2 separate regions of the Mus musculus genome follow, and region 2 is linked to region 1. The links are chromatin loops, found by intact Hi-C in ENCODE. Cell type or tissue: left cerebral cortex. All regions are shown on one strand. Links, peaks and the distances in the headings refer to the core of each region. The heading gives the core; the rest is flanking DNA.

Region 1 (10,718 bases), core at 1,289-9,288:
TGTTCAACTACAATGGTCTTGTCATACCTGAGTCAGTTTCTTGTCTTAACTATGGTGTTTCATTTTTACTGCGCCTTGCAGTCTGTTTTTTATTGAAAAGTGGACATTGCTTGACAAAAGTAAATCTGGGAGGCAGAGCTATAGTGGCATAGTGGTCAGGGGTAGGCGGAAGGAAGGAAACGCTGGGAACCCAGTGTGGCATCTCCGTTCTGAAGTCACTCCCCTCTCCCAGTGAGTCTCCCCTGTTCTAGCACTGATGTGAAGGGAATATCTGATCTCTGTCGTCCAGTGAACTGCTGCTCTCAACTGTGAGCCTCACTAGTGCCTCTGAGTTTTTACCCTGTAGGTGAGCAGGGTGACTGGAGTGAACCCCCTTTTCAGGCCACTTAACCCCACTAGTTTAGGCTCTTGCATAAGGCTCCTGGATTTGTCTTGTGAAGAACAGAACATTGTGGGTGTATTTCAGAAGCTGGTTTTCCCCGCCTCCAGTCAGAGGTACAGTGGAGAATTTCTGTGGTCTCAACCAAGAACCTGGTGAGGCAGCTAGAGATGAGACTGAAGCTCTTAGCAGGAAAGGCCTGCTCCCTGAGTGCCTGTGTCAAGACTCAAGGAGTGGGGTGGGAAGTTTGGAGAGAGAGAGAGAGAGAGAGAGAGAGAGAGAGAGAGAGAGAGAGAGAGAGAGAGAGAGAGAGAGAGAGATATTGAGAACAGACCTGTGATAACTACGATGTACTACTCCTTGTAGTTTGTGTCCTGCATGTACTGCTCGGTAGACAGTGGGCAAATCAGACATGCTGAGCAGCTTGGCATGTGTTTGCTGTGCTTTGTTGCCAGGGTAGGGCAACAGGTGCTGTCGCTCAGGGTGCTGCGCTGGACAGGAGGAAATGGGTGCTCTCCAATGCCTGTGGTACCATCCTCCACCTTTCTACTTGCCAGTTTGCAGGCTATCCATGGTCTCTGGGTTTGGTCTTAGTCACATGTACCACTTAGGAGCAGATGCACAGTATATTCTGCTCTTCAGCCTTCTCCATCCTGACTCTTGGGTACATTTGCTCAAGAATGTAGTGACCACAGTCCACTTGGGAAGATGTCAGGGCAACTGTGAAGAAAAAACTGACACAGTCGAGTCTCTGGCCTGCCACAAGTGGCAGCTGCCTCTGTCAGTTACAGTTTGCATTTTATGCTTTTTTTTTCCAGCTTCCCCTCAACCCTTCTGCGTTGAAATGTTGAAACTTGAACTGCCAGATGCAACTGTGGAATTGCCTGAGGGTTTGTAGAGAAAGGGAGGGAAGTTGCTGGGTGTAATGTTTCAGCCACACAGACTAAGCAATCTCTTGATTCTTGTATTTAGCTTTCAAAATGCCCTTGGCATGCCAATCTGTGTGATCGCACTAAATCCTGTTAAAACACTACAGGCCAACTTTATTAACCAAAATGGATAACAACCCCTTATATTTTAAATAAAATCCAATTTGTTTATATATAAAAAGAAACTCCTGAAAGTGTGTGGCAGCGCTCTCCTGAGACTGGGACTCAGCATTGCATAGGGATGCCGGCTAGGAACGCATCAGCACTGGTGTGGGGTTTTTACCCCATGCCTTGTGTTCTGTGGCTTCTGCTCTAGTCTGGTGTGACTCTCATGTCTGCCTGTATCTGCTCTAGTCTGGTGTGAGGCTCGTGTCTGCCCGTGTCGCAGAACTGAGAGGGATAGTTTCTCCTGGGCCGCACTGTTTGGGTGAGTCTGAGAAGATGCAGCGGCGTCCAAGCTTTGTACACACAAAACAAGAAGTCAGCCTGTTAGCTGCTCTCTACTTTTGCTCTGAAATAGTCTCCATAGGTCAGGCTGTCATCCTCTCTCCTCTTAGTTCCTTACCAATCCTGGACTCCAGAAACTATACTATCTTCTTTAAAGACTAAAATTTTCCTTTTTAAAAATGAAAGCATTTACATAGTCCTAAGTCTGCATCTTGATAAATTTGCACACAGACATATGTGTCTACTTTAGAAGAGATAATAGAATGTCTAGTCCACTTCCCAGCAGTGTCCTCTGCCCCTTTCCTCGGAAGACTCCAATCTAAAGTCACCAGTTCTAACTTCCATCCTGGATTAGTTTGCACATTCTAGCCCTTCACATAAGTGGAATCGGGCACCGTCGGCGGCAGCTGCCTTTGTTTGCTCAGATCCTGGGAGCTTTCGCCACACTGCTGTCTCAGTAGCTTCTTTTTATTAGCAGTGTTCCCACAACTAACTTATCCAGCCACCTGTCGGGGAATAGCCCAACAGCTTCCAGTTTGGGGGCTGTCAGCAAGGAAGCAACCAGAGCATCCACCTCATGCAGAGAAGCATTTCGTCTCTCCTGACTAGATGAACAGAGAGGCAAGGGTCGCTGGGTAACGTGAGGTGTATGTTTATGAAAACTCATCATTTGTAGTGCTGTTAATTCCATCCTAATAGTTTCCTTGCTTAGCGCAGCGAGCCGTGGAAATGCGGGTCACAGTGGTAATTTTGACGGATGACTGCACCAGCAGATAACAGATGGTGCCAGCTGCGCAAAGCGCCTGTGCCAGACCCACGGGGAGCTTCAGCAGCTGCCTCAGGAGCATGACTGACGCTGTTCCCATGTAACTAACTGGCGCTGCTTCTGCTCCAACTAAATTTAACAACTGAGCAACACAAAAGCCATTTACATGTACCAAGTATGCCCAGTATAGTCTCTGTTAGTGAGCTGGGCGGAAGAGTGGTGGTTTCCCACCACTGTTTTAGATTTCTTCCGCATGATTCACGATGTCTTGTTCTCTTCTTCTTATGTATGAGATTTATTAAAAGTTACTAACATCATAGAGGAGCAGACAGACACCAACACGATGGGGAGCGCTCAGCCCATGTCACAGCATGGCAGTCTGTCCCTTTTGTCAGTCTCAGAAGAAGGGGAGATTCTGTGACACATGTCTGATGGATGGTTATCAGTAGTTTCAGTGAAGCTGTCTCTGTGACCTGGAGGCAGTGTTAGCCTGGAAGTGGGGACGAGCAGGAATCTAGAAAAACAAGTTTGTAGAGGACCTTTAGACACTGGCGGGCCCCAGCTAACATTCTTGAGGGTTTGGGGTTTTTTTGTTGTTGTTATTGGTGGTGGTGGTTTGTTTTTTTGTTTTTGTGTTTTGGTTTTTTTCTTTTTTCTTTAGCCAGATGACAGGAGAGGGAGGGGAGACACTTGCGGATTGAGTAGTTCTTTTCCTGCTGGGCAGAGGTGGATAAAGACTTATCCAAGAAGTCTTAGGACAGTCTCTAGTGTGGGAAATCCTAGCGGAGAAGGGTGCCATGGGGGAGGGGTCTCCACGCCTGCTGATGTCTGCTAGCTTCCTAACCCTAAAATTTAAATTATGTCAGTGGACAGTGAGTCACCCTAGACAGTGACATGGGAATAGGCAATCAGTTACACTTTGGAAGCAGCTGCTGAAGTAGCTTCTACTTCCAGCTAGAAATGGGACTTAGATGCACTTAGGGTTTCCGCTCTTGCTACTAGGCACTGCAGGACGACTAAGGAGATTCAGACAGAGGGAGTTAGGCTGTCCCAGGGCCATGTGAGTGAGGATGGGCAGTTTGAGGGACTGAGAACTTGGTACTTGTTTGTCCCCTAGTCTGGCCAAGGGAGCTGCAAGTGGAGGCGTGGCGGGTTTCTCACACCAGGAGGAGCATGGCGGGTTCCTAAGCTTGCTTTTCTGGAGGCAGGCTCTGGCTGCGCAGCAAGTGTTCACTCCCACCAGCGTGGGAAAGGAGCAGGAAACGGGATTTCCAAACACAGAGAACATGGCTAATTAATTAGATCCACTTGAGAAGGCTAACAAACAATCTTCATGAATCTTTAACTCTTCCTAGTATATGACAAATGTCACAGATGGTAAACCAAGGCAGAATACATGTCCTTAGATTAAAGACAATAGTTTCTTATGCAAGCCGGGAGGACACTGACCCAGTACTGGGATTTCCCAGAAAATTCCACTCTCAGCTTAGTCTCCAGAAGGCTGGAACAGTGGTAGCGCACACCTTTAGTCTCGGTACTCAGGAGGGAGGGGGAGGTGGAGGGGGATCTCTGTGAGTTTGAGGCCAGTCTGGTCTACAGAAAGAGTTACAGGACAGAAAATAACAAGAAAGGGGGGTAGGCAGGGATGAGTTCTGATGCTGTCCCCATCTCAGAAGCTCCAGTGGTTTTTAAATTTTGTTCAGCTGGCTGTAAGTTGAGGTACACATACCCTTTCCTCAGACTCAGTTACTTTGCTCAAGTAGCTCACAGAACTCAGACTAGGGGGAGATTAAAAATTGGCAGAAATACAGCTTACTGGTTGGAATGATTGTGACTTCATGAAAACCTGGCTTGTAGCTGCACGAGGCAGTAGGGGTGTAGAGCTCTGGCTGGCTCTTGCTCAGTCTGGGTGACTTGGTGGGACATGGCAGCACTGAAAGGGGGGACAGGGGAGGTGACTGAGGAATCTGACCTCCGGAATGAAGATTTAGGCCACCCTGCTTGTAAAACATAAGGACTGGTTGGTCCTTTAAATGCCTGTAGAAGCCCAGAATGTTGAAGTACAGTGGTAGAGAATAAATACATTCTTGAAAAGGAAGCTACAACCCTATAGGTGGAACAACAATATGAACTAAGCAGTACCCCTGAGTTCTTGACTCTAGCTGCATATGAATCAGAAGATGACCTAGTCGGCCATCACTGGAAAGAGAGGCCCATTGGACTTGCAAACTTTATATGCCCCAGTACAGGGGAACGCCAGGGCCAAAAAGCGGGAGTGGGTGGGTAGGGGAGTGGGGGGGAGGGTATGGGGGACTTTTGGGATAGCATTGGAAATGTAAATGAGGAAAATACCTATTTAAAAAAAAAAAGAAAAGAAAAAGGAAGCTACAGGCTTTAAGCATAATGTGTATCCATTACAGATGTAAAGGCTGCTATTAACTTTGTATATTTTATCTTATTACATGTGTTTATATATTATCTTTGTTTTTTAAATTTTTATTTTATATACAGATTTTTAGAACTTTTTTCTTTTTTTTAAGATTTATTTCTTTATTATATGTAAGTGCACTATAGCTGTCCTCAGATACTCCAGAAGAGGGCATCAGATTTCGTTAGGGATGGTTGTGAGCCACCATGTGGTTGCTGGGATTTAAACTCAGGACCTTTGGAAGGGCAGTCGGCACTCTTAACCACTGAGCCATCTCGCCAGCCATGTTTTTCTTTTTTTGTTTTTGTTTTTCTTTTTCTTTTTGTTGTTGTTGTTTGTGGGGGGTTCCTTTGTTGGTTTTTCGAGACAGGGTTTCTCTGTGTAGCCCTGGCTGTCCTGGAACTCACTCTGTAGACCAGGCTGGCCTCGAACTCAGAAATCGGCCTGCCTCTGCCTCCCAAGTGCTGGGATTAAGGGCATGCACCAGACACCCAGCTATAACATATTCTTTAGGTCATAGAGTGTTAAGTGTAGTGCACCTAAATTTGAAAAGTAATTAATACAGCCACTAATTAGCCAGTTAGTGTTGATAGCCAACTGTTAGGATTGTGCATCTTCTCATTTGCTTAGCTTCAAGTTCCTAGGTAGGACTGAAGAGCTAAGTTGTCATAAGGGAGCGTAAACATGTGTCTGATGCTGTAAAGGAACTGGGCAGCCAGAGGGAAAGGCTGCCAACTCCAGTTTATGTCCTGATTGAAGGTTTAGTTACTCCTTGGCATGAACTGTGATTCGCCACTTAACAGCGGGTGTGATGTTAAGCTTAGTCAGTAGAGGGTGCAAGAGGGACACTGAAGAAAGAGCTCCTTTTGACTCTGCTTGCTGCATTTTCTGCTTCCTTTCTCCTATGTTAGAGACATTAGTAGGTGTGTATAAGGGACACTCCATGATGCCCAGCATCAGCTGTGGCCCAGTGAGCACAGTGGACTCTTGTCCTTGGGAGCTGGGTCTACACTGGCTGGAGTCTGACTGGCATGTACTCCCAACCGTAGAAAGCCTTCGTAACTCCTGGTTACAAAGGACCACAGCTGCCAGCACTCTCCAACCCTCTGCATGCATGCCGCTCTCCAGTGCTGTGACTACTGTTCCTCAGGCTAGCTCTAGGTTCAAGGTGGGAGTTCTGGAACCCTTAGCGCTCCCATCCTCATCTGTAGATGCCGAAGACTGAAGGACAGCAGTTTACACACTCTTAGGCAGTGTCTTCGAGCCAGACTTGGGCTCACTGTGAAATGCTGGGGCTGAAGACAGTGGAGTAAGGTTCTCCCTCAGCCAGGGACTAATCAGACGAACCCAGCCCTGCTCACCGTCTGAGATGGCTGAGATGTGACTTGTTCAAGACGGTGGCTGCAGAGACTCTGCCCCAGGATCCCAGTCTGGGTCATAAGGCCTCCTTTTTACTAAGTGAAGGTAGTGAGGTCTGGGCCTCTTTGTCCTCTTGGGATAGGTGGGATGGTGCAGGGGAATGCTCTCTCTGAGCACAGTTTCCTAACCATTTCCCACCTCTTACTCTTTCCAAGAAGCCGCAAGAGGAAGAATGAAGAGTTTTGCCTTTAAGGACATGGCCAAGGTAAGCCGCATTTCCACTTTGTTCATGGAAAAACTTCTCGGTTTCTCAATGCTGCTGAAAATCTTGGGAGACTCAGGTGGTGTGGAAAAGAGAAAGCCATGTTCGTGGAGTAGTTTTCCCACACCAGTCTAGGGAGGCTGCTTTGTACAAATAAGTCTACAACTTCCGTTTCCCAGGCTTTTGTTCATTAGAAGAACAAAGTCTTGGCAGTGAACCTGATCAGTTAGCAGAATAAGGTTATATCTGCCTAGTTTCTTTGTTGTCCCCTCTAGGGTCACTGTAGGGATGGCATTCTTGCTGAAAAGTTGTAACACCCTAGGGTGTCTGCCTGGCCTCTTCCGTGTACTTTTCTACAAGATGGAAAGCTTTGATTGCATTCTGTATGTACATTAGTAAAGAAGATTTCTGAAAAAAAATAATAATTGAACTGATCAAGAACATTAGTCACCCAGAGACACTCAGTGGTTACTGATTTTGGAGTCTTTTGTCTATGCATATGATTGGCCCCAGAAGTGTTTCCAGTGCAGGATGGCACTGACCAAAACCACCAGCTTAAGCACTTGCTGTGTCGCGGTGGCTTGAGGTTCTTCCCAATGTGATCTTATTCAATCCTAGTCACAACCCTGTGACACAGCTGTGACCATGTCATTGATTCTGCCATGTATGCTTTTAAAAATCCTTGACAATGACGTCTGTTGATGACATGCATCCTCAGCGTTCCCTGCCGCCTCCTCCAGACAGCCCCAGCCTGGTCTACAGAGTGAGTCCCAGGACAGCCAGGGTGACACAAGGAAACGAAAAACAAACAAACAAACAAAATTAAAGCACAGAGTTACAGCTAGGTTTAGAAAAGTGACCAGTTAGAAAAGTTTAATAAAGACAGACAGACAGACAGGCAGACACACACACATACACACACACACACACACACACACACGCACGTTCTGCTGTGGAACAGAGGATGCTGTACTTGCATGTACAATGACATTCCGTTGAGAAACACCATGTCATAGACTTGATGCAAAGGGCCAAGGAGAAGGCATGTTCAGAGCCCGCATGGGCACCTCTGTTCCCACACTGGCCTGCCTTTGTGGAAGGGTGCAGGTGTTTGGGGACTGTCTTCTCTGATGTCTTCTGTCTTAGTTTCTCACATGGCGTGTCTGCATGTGGTTTCAGGATCTGAGGTTCGAGGATGTGGTCATTTACTTCTCTCTGGAGGAGTGGGAGTGCTTGCGCCATTCCCACAGGAATCTGTACCGAGCTGTGATGTTGGATAACTACAGCAACCTGCTGTCACTGAGTAAGCGCATCCCCCCACTGAAGTTCAGAAGTGCCTGCTGTGATTTTCATGTCCTTTATGGAGAACGTTGACTTTATTATTATTATTATTATTATTATTATCATTATCATTATTATCATTATTAGTATGTGTATGGGTCTTTTGCCTACATGTATGTCTGTGTTTCACTTGCATGCCCATGGAAACCAGAAGAGGGCATTAGGTCCCCTAGAATTTGAGTTACTGACAGTCATGAGCCACCATGTGGCTTTTGAGGCGTGAACCCCAGTCCTCAGGAGCAGCCAGTGCTCTTAACTGCTGAGCCATCTCTCCAGCACCTATAGATAGATTTGTTTTGTTTGAGACAAAGTGCTGTGTAGCTCAGGGTGACCTTAAACTGACAATTCTCCTGCCTCAGCTTTATAGGTGCTGGGGAAATTGGCCTGCACCACCACAAGCGTTTGCTGAGTGTTTCATGAACACGTTTCAAGCTCTGGTTAAATCAGTGACGTTACGCGTGTGCACCTGCACACATACGCACAAGCGTGTCATCGCTCCCAGTGCTTTAATGTTCCCTCACCTTGATCCTTAGACATTAGATTTCTCTTTATCATTCTAGTTATTGGAGTGGGGGATGGCATGCACAAAGAGGCCAGAGGACAACTCTGGCATGGGTCCTCTCCATCCATCTTTACCCAGGTCCCAAGAACTGAATTATTTTGCCAGGCCTTTACCCATTGAGCCATCTTACTGGCCCAGTTTCTCCCTCCCACCCCTATACACTGCCCCGCTCCCGCTCTCTCTCTGTCGTTATTAGCAGAGATTTATTTTCATGCATTATATGCTGATTACATTTCCACAGTCCAAATCCACATCCTTTTTTCTGTCATTAGAAAACAAGCCGGGGCTGCAGAGACGGCTCAGCGGGTAAGAGCACTGACTGCTCTTCCTTAGGTCCTGAGTTCAATTCCCAGTAACCACATGGTGGCTCACAACCATCTGTAATAAGATCTGACTCCCTCTTGTGGAGTGTCTGAAGACAGCTACAGTGTACTTACATATCATAAGTAAATAAATCTTTTTAGAGAAGGAAGGAAGGAAGGGAGGGAGGGAGGGAGGGAGGGAGGGAGGGAGGGAGGGAGGGAGGGAGGGAGGGAGGGAGGGAGAAAACAAGCCAAGATAGGACTAAACAAATGGGAGTGGGGAGGCACAGATGTAAAAGCAGGAGAAACACACATTTATACATATAGATAGAAAACCAGTTGGAAGCCATAGTATATACGCAAAAGATCTGTTAATGTTTAAAAGAAAAAGAGAGAAAAGCTCAGACGATCAAGAGACAAAACATCCAACAATACCATTGAGTTTGTTTGGACATCTACTCTGAGCATGGGGCCTGCCACTAAGTGTGGTCTCTATACCCAGTGAGAGTCCTTTGGAGAGAATTTAACTTTCCCTTTGTGAGTTGTCAGTTGGAGAGACTAGCCTGTGTTAAGAGTGGGACTTCTGGCTGAGACCCGTTTTTCTCTCTTGGCAAACATGGACTTAATTTCTACTACGTAGCCCAGGCTTGCCTTAAACCCACAGAGTTCTACCTACCTCTGCCTCTAGAGTGCTAGGTGTAATGAAATATAATGTGGTGAGGTATCTGCCAGGCCTATGCCAAGGTGTGCCCGAGTAATTATGCCGGGCATCAGATCAGGGGTAAGGGGGTTCATTGAGGGGAGGGAGGGCCTGGAGAAAGGGTAGAGGCAGACAGATGGGAGCAGAGCCATGAGGGCAAAGAAGGGGGAGTGGGGGGATAGAGAGAGGGAGAGAGGGAGGCTGCGACTGCCCTGGAATAATACATGGGGACACAGAGAGAGAACTGTGACAAAGTCCTTTTATGTGATGGCAGTAGGTAATGACTTGAACCATAGCCTGCAAGCCAACACTAGGACTAAAGGCGTACGGCAACTCTGACATGCACAATTAATTTTCCCTTTTGTCTTTGGACAGGTCTTGCTGATACTAAGCCACGGGTGGTCTCCCTTCTAGAACAGGGCAAAGAGCCCTGGATGGTTATGAGGAATGAGACAAAAATTTGGCATCCTGGTAAGTGTTGGCCCGTGGGACTGGGGAGACCAGGGCAAATTGTCACCCAGGCCGTTTGAGCAGGTAGCTCTCTGAGGTGCTGCTGGGAAAGCTCCCTGTAGGCAAAGCCTGAGGTCTGGGGGAAGGGCGTCTTAGCACAAGGCTCTGAGTCGGAATCTGACTCCCCCACTCTCTCACCAGAATTCTGTCACAGCGTCTGCTCTCTGCAGAGAAGAGCCCGTGACAAGCAGTGTATCTGTATTTGAGTCTAGCTTTCTCTAGGCTTTTTTTTTTTGATATAGAGTTTCTCTGTGCTGGAACTTGCTCTGTAGACCAGGTTGGCCTCAAATTCACAGAGATCCTCCTGCCTCTGCCTCCCAGTACTGAGATCAAAGGCATTTGCCACCACTGCCCAACTCTCTTGGCTTTTTTAAACACCTTCATTGAGATATAACTCGAAGATCACAAAACTCATCCATGTAAAGTATGTGGAGGGCTTTAGTATCTGTGGACTTGGGTATCTATCACAGCTGTCAAATTAAAAGGTATTTTCACCACAGCCATATTTAATAGAGTCTGTCCACACCCAGCATAAGCAGCCCTGTGAGGATAGGTGTGCCTGCTGAGCATTTCACATTAGTGTTGTCAAGCAGGGTGTGGCTCACTTTCTTTTTTTTTTAAGATTTATTTATTTATTATATGTAAGTACACTGTAGCTGTCTTCAGACACACCAGAAGAGGGCATCAGATCTTGTTACAGATGGTTTTGAGCCACCATGTGGTTGCTGGGATT
Region 2 (10,718 bases), core at 1,441-9,440, 59 kb after region 1:
ACCTGGATGACAAACCACTGTTACAGCTAAAGCAGAAAAGAGACTTTAAAGCACTTTTAAAGCATCGTTTATGGAGGAAGTATGAAAGAGGCACTGTGGGAAGTGTCCCATGGAGCTCATTCATCACTATGTCGCCCAGACTGGTCTCACAGGCTCCAGCTGCTTCTACCTCCAAAATGTTGGATTTAAAAGCATGCACTACCATGGCTCACAAGTGGGCCAGTGCAGTCAGCAAAACTGCCAGAGCTGAAGGTTACACGGTAGAAAACTGGGGGTCCTGAAGCAACATCCTAATATGCTCAAGAGGATCCTGTTGCTACTTTTCTCCTCCTCCTCTTCTCCTCTAACTTCCATCCTCTCTCCTATATTTTTCAGACAGGAATCCTGGTTGTGAGCCATCACGTTCAGCTGCTATATACTTTGCATAGGTCAGTCTGTCTGGAAAAGAGTAGACTGGTGCAGCTGAACCTGCCTCTGGTTCCAGCGCATGAGAGGCACGATGACTGTGTGCTGCTTGGTCTCTGTCAATCTGACAGAAGCTAGAGTCACCTGGGAATGGAGAGCCTCAATTAAGATACTGTCTCTAGGGAGACGTGGCTCAGTGGTTAAGAGCACTGACTGCTCTTCTGAAGGTCCTGAGTTCAAATTCCAGCAACCACATGGTGGCTCTCAACCATCTGTAATGGGATCTGACGCCCTCTTCTGGTGTGTCTGAAGACAGCTAAAGTGTACTCACATACATACATGTAATAAATAAGTAAAATCTTTAAAAAGAAAAAAGAAATAAAAGAAACTGACTCTATCACACTAGTCAGAGCATGTCTACAGGACATTTTCTTTCTTTCTTTCTTTCTTTCTTTCTTTCTTTCTTTCTTCCTTCCTTTCTTTCTTTCTTTCTTTCTTTAAAGATTTATTTATTATTATATGTAAGTACACTGCATCTGACTTCAGACACACCAGAAGAGGGCGTCAGATCTCATTACGGGTGGTTGTGAGCCACCATGTGGTTGCTGGAATTTGAACTTAGGACCTTCAGAAGAGCAGTCAGTGCTCTTACCTGCTGAGCCATCTCTCCAGCCCTACAGGACATTTTCTTGATTGATGTGGGAGCATTCAGCCCACTGCAGGTGACACAGCCCTGGTCAGGAGGTCCTGGGTTGTTGTACAAGAAAGGTGACTGAGCAAGCCACGAGGAGCAAACCAGTAAGCTCTCCTCTATGGTCGGTACCTCCGTCCTTGCCTTCCCTTCATAATGGACTGCAAGCTGTAAAATGAAATAAATAAGCCCTTCCTTCCCTCTATTGCTCTCTGGTCATGGTGTTTATCACAGCAACAGAGAGCTGCTAGGACAGATGTGATGAACACTGCAGGCGAGGGTCAAGAGTGAGAGACTAGGGAAGGATACAGAGAGAATACCTGTGTATTGTATGGATGCATCACCTGTCAATTAAAAAGCCTATGGCCTATGGCTTAGGCAGGAAATAGAGGTGGGACATCCAGGAAGAGAAAGGATTCTGGGATAGAGCCAGGTGCAGGGAGATCTGCCTAGGAAGACATGAGGAGACCGGCACATGGTACCTGAGCCACATGGCAGGATGTAGGTTAAAACAAATGGGTTATTTTTATTTCTCATCTAGTCAGAGAAGAGCCCAGCTATCTGGCAGTGTTTCCAGAAAAAGAACATGAACAGTTAACTCACACGGGCCATGGTTTAGAAACCCAACAGCTGCTCAGTCTTCCTTGGAGTTTATTTCTCGGAAGAAGCAGAGTCCACGGAGGCCAGGGCTGGGGGAGGAAAACGAGTCCGTGAGATTTTGCCTCACAAGTCCCCAGTGACATCTCCATCTACAGCCACGTCATCCTGCCCAGTCTCCTTCAGTTTCAAAAGCATGGCTGGATTCACCAGACTTACTGAGAGAAAGTCCCAAGAGCCAGGGCTGGCAGCCACGACCACTGGGAATCTGTTTCTCAGCGTCTCCACAGCCAAGCGGACTTATAAACTGCCCTGATCCTCCTGCCTCCACCTGCAGATATTACAGGCATGCACAACTGTTCCTAATTTTGATGAGTGTTTTATATCTTATATTGTATCGTCAGGGTTGCTATTTAGTATATTTATGCCGCTGATCAGAAAACCCACAATAAAAGAAATTAAATCAAAGTGTCGACACTGGGAGTTCGGAAGTATCATAGCTATATGTGGAAGCCTTAATCCCCTGACACAGCCAGCTCTCAATGAGGCCTAGCCCCAGCTTGCGAACCCCAGAGTCCCTGCTCCAATTACAGAGCCTTCACCTTCATGAATCACTGGAAAACAGAAAAGATATCAAACTACCAGGATATAAAATCTCACTTCAAGAGTATCAATGCTCACATTATCAAGAATATGAGGAAATGGACATTCTAGCCCCTATGCCATGGATCCAATTTAAAAGTACCCACAAGTAGCATTTAATCCAGGCAAACTGTATGACTCAGAAATTCTACTCTAGGGACTAAAGAAAATAATTATATATATGCTCATTGTGATGGATGGTATATGGTTGGCCCAGGGAGTGGGACTATTTGGAGGTGTGGCCTTATTGGAGTAGGTGTGTCACTGTGGGCATGGACTTTAAGATCCTTTTCCTAGCTGCCTGGAAGCCAGTCTTCTAGCAGCCTCCAGATGAAGATGTAGAACTTCAACATCTTCCAGAATGGCCCTTCCTTCACCATGCCTGCCTGGATGCTGCCATGTCCCTGCCTTGATGATAATGGACTGAATCTCTGAACCTGTAAGCCAGCCCCAATTAAATGCTGTCCCTCTAAGAGTTGCTTTGGGGGTCTGGAGAGATGGCTCAGCAGTTAGGAGCACTGACTGCTCTTCCAGAGGTCCTGAGTTCAATTCCCAGCAACCACATGGTGGCTCACAACCATCCGTAATGAGATCTGATGTCCTCTTCTGGTGTGTCTGAAGACAGCTACAGTGTACTTACATATAATAAATAAATATTTGGGCCAGAGTGAGAAGAAAGAAATAAGAGTTGCCTTGGTCATGGTAACTGTTCTAGCAGTAAAACCCTAACTATGACACTCATCAAAGATGCACATCAAAGTATGCTGACAGGGCTGGAGGGGTGGCTCGGCTAGTAAAGATACTTCCTCGCAAGACTGATGACCTGGGTTCATCCCTAGAGCCCACATGGAAGAAGAGAATGAGTCCCACAAATTGTACATGCAATCTGTGGGAGGGACACATTAACAAACACACACCTATAAATAAATACCTACATATACATACATACATACATGCACACACACACACAAGCAAGCAGGCAAGGGGGTACACTGAAAGACATTGTCCATAACAGAAAAAAACTTGTAAAAAACAGATATCCTTCAATAGGAAAGAGACTAAGTAATACAGCATCAACAGGGATCCCATCACAGATGGTGTGAGCCACCGTTGCAGGGAATTGAACTCAGGACCTCTGGAAGAGCAGTCAGTGGGCTTAACCATTGAGTCATCTCTCCAGCTCGTGACACATATCTTTAAGTGTCAAGATAGAACTGTGTTTGCTTCATACTGCTAAGTTACAAATTCAGGTAACTACACGTTGGACTGTCACTCGGTACTTACCTGTATTATTGCGTGTATATGAATGTGGTGTGTGGCTACACAGATGCCACAGCACACATGTGGAAATAGGAGGAAAACTCGCAGGAGTCGCTGGATCAAACTCAAGCTCTCAGGCTGGACAGCAAGCTCCTCCACCCACTGAGCCATTTACCTGGCCATCATTCCTTAACAAAAACAAGCAAACCAAAAATAAAACCTGGGAATGAGGACTAAAGAAATGGCTCAACAGTTAAGAGTATATATGGCAGCCAGGAGGTGGTGGCATACACCTCTAAGCCAGCACTCAGGAGGCAGGGGCAGATGGATCTCTGAGATAGAATTATAGAGCAGGATAGTCTGGTCTACAAAGTGAATTCCAGGACAGCCAGGGCTACACAGAGAAACTGTATCAAAAAAATAAAACAAGGGGGCTGGAGAGATGGCTCAGCTGTTAAGAGCACTTACTGCTCTTCCAGAGGTCCTGGGTTCAATTCCCAGTAAGTACATGAGGGCTCACAAACATCTGTAACGGGATCTGATACCCTTTTCTGGTGTGTCTGAACACAGCAACTGTTCTTACATACATAAAATAAATAAATCTTTAAAAAAATAACAAAACAAACAAAAACGAGTGTATAGTGCTCTTATAGAGGATCCCAGTTCAATTCCCAGCACCTATCTGAAAGTGGCTCATAACTACGCTAAACTTCAGTCCAGGAGGATCCCATCCCTGCCTCTGGTCTCTGGGCACCAGAACTTACATGTACATACATGTAAGTAAATAAATGATAAAAGATGTACAGAGAATCCTTTATAAAAATAGGAAGGGAGGGGGGTGGCTCACGATCTGCAAAGCAATCTCATGCCGTCTTCTGGCACATAGGTGTATAGTCAGACAGAGCATTCACATACATTAAATAAATATTCTTTTAAAGATTTATTTATTATATATACAGTGTTCCACCTGAATGTATGCCTGCAGGCTAGAAGAGTGCACCACATCTCACTGTAGATGTCTTCAGACACACCAGAAGAGGATGTCGGATCCCATTACAGATGGTTGTAAGCCACCATGTGGGTGCTGGGAATTGAACTCAGGACCTCTGGGAGAGCAGCCAGTGCTCTTAAGCACTGAGCCATCTCTCCAGCCCAATAAATAAATCTAAAAGGAAAGGAAAGGATGTGGGACACTAGGAGGAAGAGAGGATTCAGGGAAATAGTGAGAGAATAAAAGGTGGCACAGAGAGAGGCTCTGAGAGAGACACTGGGAGAGACATTAAAGAAGAAGCAGGTCGACACTGAGGAAAGGTAAACTAACCAATTAGTAGACATAGAATAGTTTGAATGGGTTAAATAAACTACAAGCTAGTCTTGAAGCAAGGCATTTAATAATACATAATTAGTCCCAGAGTTGTCATTTTGGGAGCAGAGGCTGGAAGGATAAACGGATTTTTTTTAAAGACTTTTTTATGTATGTGAGTGCACTATAGCTGTCTTCAGACACACCAGAAGAAGGCATTAGATCCCATTACAGATGGTTGTGAGCCACCATGTGGTGGCTGGGAATTGAACTCAGGACCTCTGGAAGAGTGTTCTTAACCGCTGAGCCATCTTTCCAGCCCCCCCCTTTTTTTTTTTACAAAAATAAATCTTAAAAATAAATGTACATCACAATTAAGTAGATACCCATACACACCACTCCCTTGGTGTTGGAATCACCCCTAATCACCACATTAACAAACAGCTGCTGTTTACTAAGCATTTGGTATTTATGAATATCAGCAACTGTTCTAAGAGCTCTACAGCATAGTATTAAAAATAAAACCCAGCTATAAAAATAAAGCCCGATCTCCTTGGAGGGAGGGTTGTCGTCCTGTCCCCCCCCCCCAAAAAAAAAAACACTGAAAAGCGGATACGTATGTACGTACAGGCACTGGGTGGTGTAAGGAGTCAGGCTCTGTTTCTAAGAACCAGACATTTAAAAATAACAAATGTTCTGATCCACTAAAAAATTAAAGTGCCTTTCACAGATCCAAGAGGTAAGATTGACCCCCCCTGACCTTACCTTTTAAACAGGCAACAGCGATTTATCCCTCCCCTTCCTGTGAGCACTTAAAGGCAGGCTGGAGTAGGAGCGAATGTTAACGTCCAAACTTTTCTCGGAGCCTTGTCCAGCCTAGTTAAATCAAAGCACAAGACACAACCAATCGGTCACCACCACCCATCACTCACACCCGGGAGCGAGTTCAGCTGTCCTGCCCTGGTACCTAAGAAAGGCCAGGGCGGCAGATGGCCAGGAAGTTTACAATAGCTCCCTAGGTGGATCGCACACAGCCTGTCCAGCGAGTGACTGTATCTGAGCACGTGTGGCGTGTTGGGGGTAACCCCAGGGAACCAGCCAAGGGTGTGTGTGTTGGGGATCGGGGACCATCTTTCAGACCCCTCTCAAGACCCGGAGCTCTTTGCTTTGTTTACTGGGAGTCTTGTGTGTTGCTCAGGTGAATGGCTGGGGAACCATTCCTCTTTGGGACTGATGTGGCTACACCGCAGCCGAGCCTGGGGCCAGAATCACACACACCAGGACCTCGGCAACCTCGCTCACACAACCGCTCTGCACCCCATTCACTCGCACAAATGCCATCACGCCGTGGCTTCCGGGCCGCACTCAGTCGCGGTGGCTGCCACCCCGACGCCCTGCCACGCCCAGCAGGCACAGCTCGCCACTGTGGTCCCCACGCAGCAAGCCGAGGCGCGGACCCAGTATGAGGGGCGCGGGGCCTCCCTGTCCCCGCCCTTACCCCCTGCTCCCTGCAGCACCTTCACTAAGTTCACGGAACTGGGACCCAGGCTCGGCTCAGTTGCCCCGCCCCACGCGCTGAGGTGACAGTGGCTGCATCTCCAGACCCCCGAGAGCCTACAGGGCGTTGCGCGGGGACTGCTGGGAGGGACAGCCGCACGCACCGCGTGCGCATGCGCCACACTCACTGTGTGCTCCGTTTGGGACCAGGACAGGGAGAGGAGCAGAACCTCAACTCTGATTAAGTATTTGAGGAAAATCGGATTTTCGTTTGGAGATTTGTGCATTTGATATAGTCATGTTTGTTGTGGAGGTGACTGCAAATGACTACGTCTTAGAATAAGATTTTAAAGGACATTCCTATCATGTAGTTTGCTTTTACCCAGGTTCTTAAGATTTTCTTCTTTCTTAACCAGGATTTTTTTTTTTTTTTTGGAGAGACAGGGTTTCTCTGTGTAGTCCTGGTTGTCCTGGAACTCACTCAGTAGACGAGGCTGGCCTTGAACTCAGAAATCCTCCTGCCTCTGCCTTCCAAATGCTGGGATTAAAGTGCTGGATCATCAACTTAAATACCTTTCGTTCCTATATTTTTAAATTGCCAGAAAATAAATAATAAAATGGTTGAGCTGGTATGTGCCTATATTCTTATCACTTTGAAGGCAGAAGAATCACTCAAAAGTTTGAGGCCAGCCTGAGTTACATAGTGAGTTCCAAGCCAGCCAGGGCTATATAAGACCTGGTCTCAAGTATATAAAGTAAACGTGATGGTTAAATTTCTGATTAATTGATCATCTATAATTATATTCTCTAATGCTACAGCTTGTGGAAAGTTAAGCCTTTCAGTAAATAGGGATAACAATGAATACTAAGCAGTGACTAACGAAGGCACAGCCCTACCCTGATAAAACAATGAGTCAGGTGGTAGAATCACTCCCACATGGAACATGCTATATAGCACATAAACATGATTAATTAAAAAAAAAAAAAAAAAAAACTCGGGGGCTGGTGAGATGGCTCAGTGGGTAAGAGCACCCGACTGCTCTTCCGAAGGTCCGAAGTTCAAATCCCAGCAACCACATGGTGGCTCACAACCATCTGTAATGATCGACTCCCTCTTCTGGAGTGTCTGAAGACAGCTCAGTGTACTTATATACAATAAAAATAAATAAATCTTTAAAATAAATAGATAAATAAATAATTCTTAAAAAAAAAAAAAAACTGATCTCAGGCAGAACTTGCCATCTCATGAAATAAACTACTGATTATGATTACTCTTGGGGAAAATAAGGTCAAAAGGTGTTGTTGTCTTATTTATGTTTAAATCTTCCATGAGAAAACACACCTGTTTTATTTCTAGTTTTAAAATTAATAACTTTCAAGCCAGAGAGATGGCGCAGTGGAGTTTGCTGTGCATTCTCTGGGAACCACATGGGAGAAGGAGAGAACCAATTTCCCCTGTGACCTCTACACCAGGGATGCTGTACAAACTAAAACTTAAAATAATCAAATGTGGCCGGGCATGGTGGCGCACACCTTTAATCCCAGCACGTGGGAGGCAGAGGCAGGCCGATTTCTGAGTTCGAGGCCAGCCTTGTCTACAAAGTGAGTTCCAGGACAGCCAGGGCTATACAGAGAAACCCTGTCTCGAAACAAACAAACAAACAAACAACAAAACAAACAAAGAAATCAAATGTGGAGCTGGACATGGCAGCACATACCTTTAATCTCAGCACTCACGCTGGGAGGAGAGGCAGAGGGATCTCTCTTGTGTATGAGGCCAGCCTGGTCTACATGATGAGTTCCAAGATAACTGAGGTAATGTAGAGAGACCCTGTCCCTCCAAAAATCAAATAAATAGATAGATACATACATACAGATGGGGCTTAGGAGATGGCTCACTGGTTAGGAATACCAGTTGCTTTTACAGAAAACACAAGTTCATTCCTCAGCACCCATATGGCAGCTTATAAACACGTATAACCCCAGCTCCTGGTGATTCGATGCTCTTAAAAGTCAGAGGTACACACACACACACACACACACACACACACACACACACTCACTCACTCACGAAGACACTCATACACATAAAATGTCCAAAACATGGTATAGATATGCCTAGGAACAATGTCCATCAGGGGCACATATTTTAGCATGTATCATGAAAAAGAATATCTGAAAGAAACAAGGCCCACCAGGAGGCTCCTAGAGTGATTTATCAGTCACACAGTGTCAAGGCAAGAGTCCTGGGATTGCTACATTTTGTTGTTTTGTTTTTTCCAGGCAAGGTTTCTCTGTGAAGTAGTCCTGGCTGTCCTGGAACTTTCTAAGTAGACCAGGCTGGACTCGTGTCTCCCATGTGTCACCGTGACCTGATTGTCAACTTGAGACTCAGAATCACAAGGCACGTCCTCTGGGAGGCTGGGGCTGGGGCTGGGAGAATGGGGCATTTTCAGACAGTTTACCTGAAGTCAGAAGAAACATCCTAAATTTAAGAAAAAGAAAGGGGTGGGGCCTGGGATGGAAGAAATGGCTCAATCGTTAGCATTTACTGTATGTACTTCCAGAGGACCCGAGCCATTCCTAACACCCACATGGTGGCTCAAAACCATCAGTGTGCACATAAACACGAATACAATGGTGCACACATGCATGCATGCATGCATACAGGCAAAACACTCATACACATAAGAATTTTTGTAATCAAGCTGACTACAGGCATTCCATCTTTCTGCTTCCTGACTGCAGACTCCATGTGACCACGTACCTTTTGCCATTCTTGTTCTGCCAACCTGTATCCTCAAACTGTGAACCACATTGAACTCCACAGCAGGAAAGACAGAAAGGTAATCTCAGAGCCACAGGAAAAGGCTTGCAGAGGAAAAGGGCTCTGCTCCAGAGACCTGATTGGCTTTCAAATAAGCCCACAAAAGGCAGACTCCAAACTCCACTGATAAGGACCTAACAGCACATAAAAACATGGGCTTTCATCTTTAATCCCAGCACTTGGGAGGCAGAGGCAGCAGGATCTCTGGGAGTTCGAAGCCAGCTTGGTCTGCAGGGTGAGTTCTAGGACAGCTAGGGCTACAGAGAGAAGCCCTGTCTTGGAAAACAAAAAACAAAAAACAAAAACATAACACAATGCCCTTCTCACCACCACCAACAAAAAAATGCTTTCCAAAGGTCATCAGGTCATCTTGTCAAAGTCAGCATATTAACTGATCTCAGGACTCGAGAGACGGCTCAGCAGATAAGAGCACTGGCTACTCTTACAAAGGACCAGGGTTCTGTTCCCACCACTTACATGGTGGCTTAGAACCACTTGAAAACTGTTCCAGGGACTCCAGTCCTTTCTTTAGGCCTCCAGGACACCAGGCACACAGCTGGTGCACATACATGCATATGTGCAGGCAAATCACTCAGGCACACAAAATAAAAGAAATAAAACTTAAAGAAAATTGCTCTGGTTAGCGCTAGACGCTACTTTTCCAGAAGCCATCTCCACAAGGGGTGTCAAGAACAGCAATTAGGCCGTGCTCACGTGGGCTTTAAATGATGTATAACCTCCTGCTCCTAGCACTCTTCCGTAAGTGCGTTATCCTCCTCACAAACCACCATACAACTCGACTTACTAAGGAAAAAACATCTTCTAACTCTCTTCTTTAGGTTTTTCAAGACAGGGTTTCTCTGTGTAACCCTGGCTGTTCTGGAATTCTCCCTGTAGACCAAGCTGGCCTCTGCCTCCTGAATGCTGGGATTAAAGGCGTGCACCACCACCCAGATAAATTCTTTAACTCTTAATCTTATTACAAGTGACTCTTTGCTGGGATGTCAGAAAGGCGATGCTTTCTTAGCCATCTTTACAGAGGTTAACTTGTGAGCCACCAAGATCCTACAGTCACGGCAGGACCTGACTATGACTCTCCCTCAGCGTCACCCAAACTTCTCTTATCCGAACTGTAAGAATCTGACTGACTCTCCCCTAGAGATACCCACACTTCTAGAAGTGTGGTTTAACCCTTTCTCTCCTGGACTACTTCCTATCCCTGATAAATCCTTTCTGCTCGATACCTGGTGCCCCTGAAGTTCACTTCATTGTTGATGCTGGAAATCTCAATTTGGTGTAGATGGAGGCCTCTGGAAAGAACCCCCCCCCCCCCATAGCTGTTAGTGTGGATCAGTGTTCCTATTGCCAGTGAAAGACACTTCAAGTTGTTTTTGTAAGGCATTTTGCCAAAGCAACCAGTGACGTGTAGCTCTTAGTCACCATGCTCAAAGTTGTTCATGAATATGCTCATAAAGACTCAAAGAACAAGCCACCGT

Evidence for each region. Hi-C counts contacts between places; a loop is a spot of excess contacts. Peaks named below come from ENCODE experiments on the same cell type or tissue, not always from the same donor. Only the 100,000 strongest peaks of a DNase experiment are listed, where the experiment ranks them.
Region 2: a loop joins it to region 1, with 2.2 times the contacts of the local background. A loop is called at or near these places in 11 of 42 quality-filtered maps.

Annotation. Positions count from the first base shown.
Region 1 is chr7:30,007,317-30,018,034 of GRCm38, forward strand. Zfp568 (zinc finger protein 568) reads left to right here. Exons shown (of 10, transcript NM_001167872.1): 7 at 6,524-6,573; 8 at 7,750-7,873; 9 at 9,851-9,946. Among named protein-coding and RNA genes, the nearest start is that of Zfp568, 29 kb to the left of the region's middle. In left cerebral cortex, for the core only: a CTCF peak has its summit at 5,776 (motif pointing right); DNase peaks (open chromatin) are centred at 1,534, 2,665, 3,700 and 5,787; H3K27ac peaks cover 1,028 bases.
Region 2 is chr7:30,066,366-30,077,083 of GRCm38, forward strand. Zfp82 (zinc finger protein 82) reads right to left here and starts at 6,458. Exons shown (of 7, transcript NM_177889.5): 1 at 6,416-6,458; 2 at 5,664-5,774; 3 at 3,620-3,783; 4 at 1,700-1,785; 5 at 1-2. The coding sequence starts at 1,708. In left cerebral cortex, for the core only: no CTCF peak of the experiment used is centred there; DNase peaks (open chromatin) are centred at 1,692, 6,018 and 6,512; H3K4me3 peaks cover 1,458 bases; H3K27ac peaks cover 889 bases.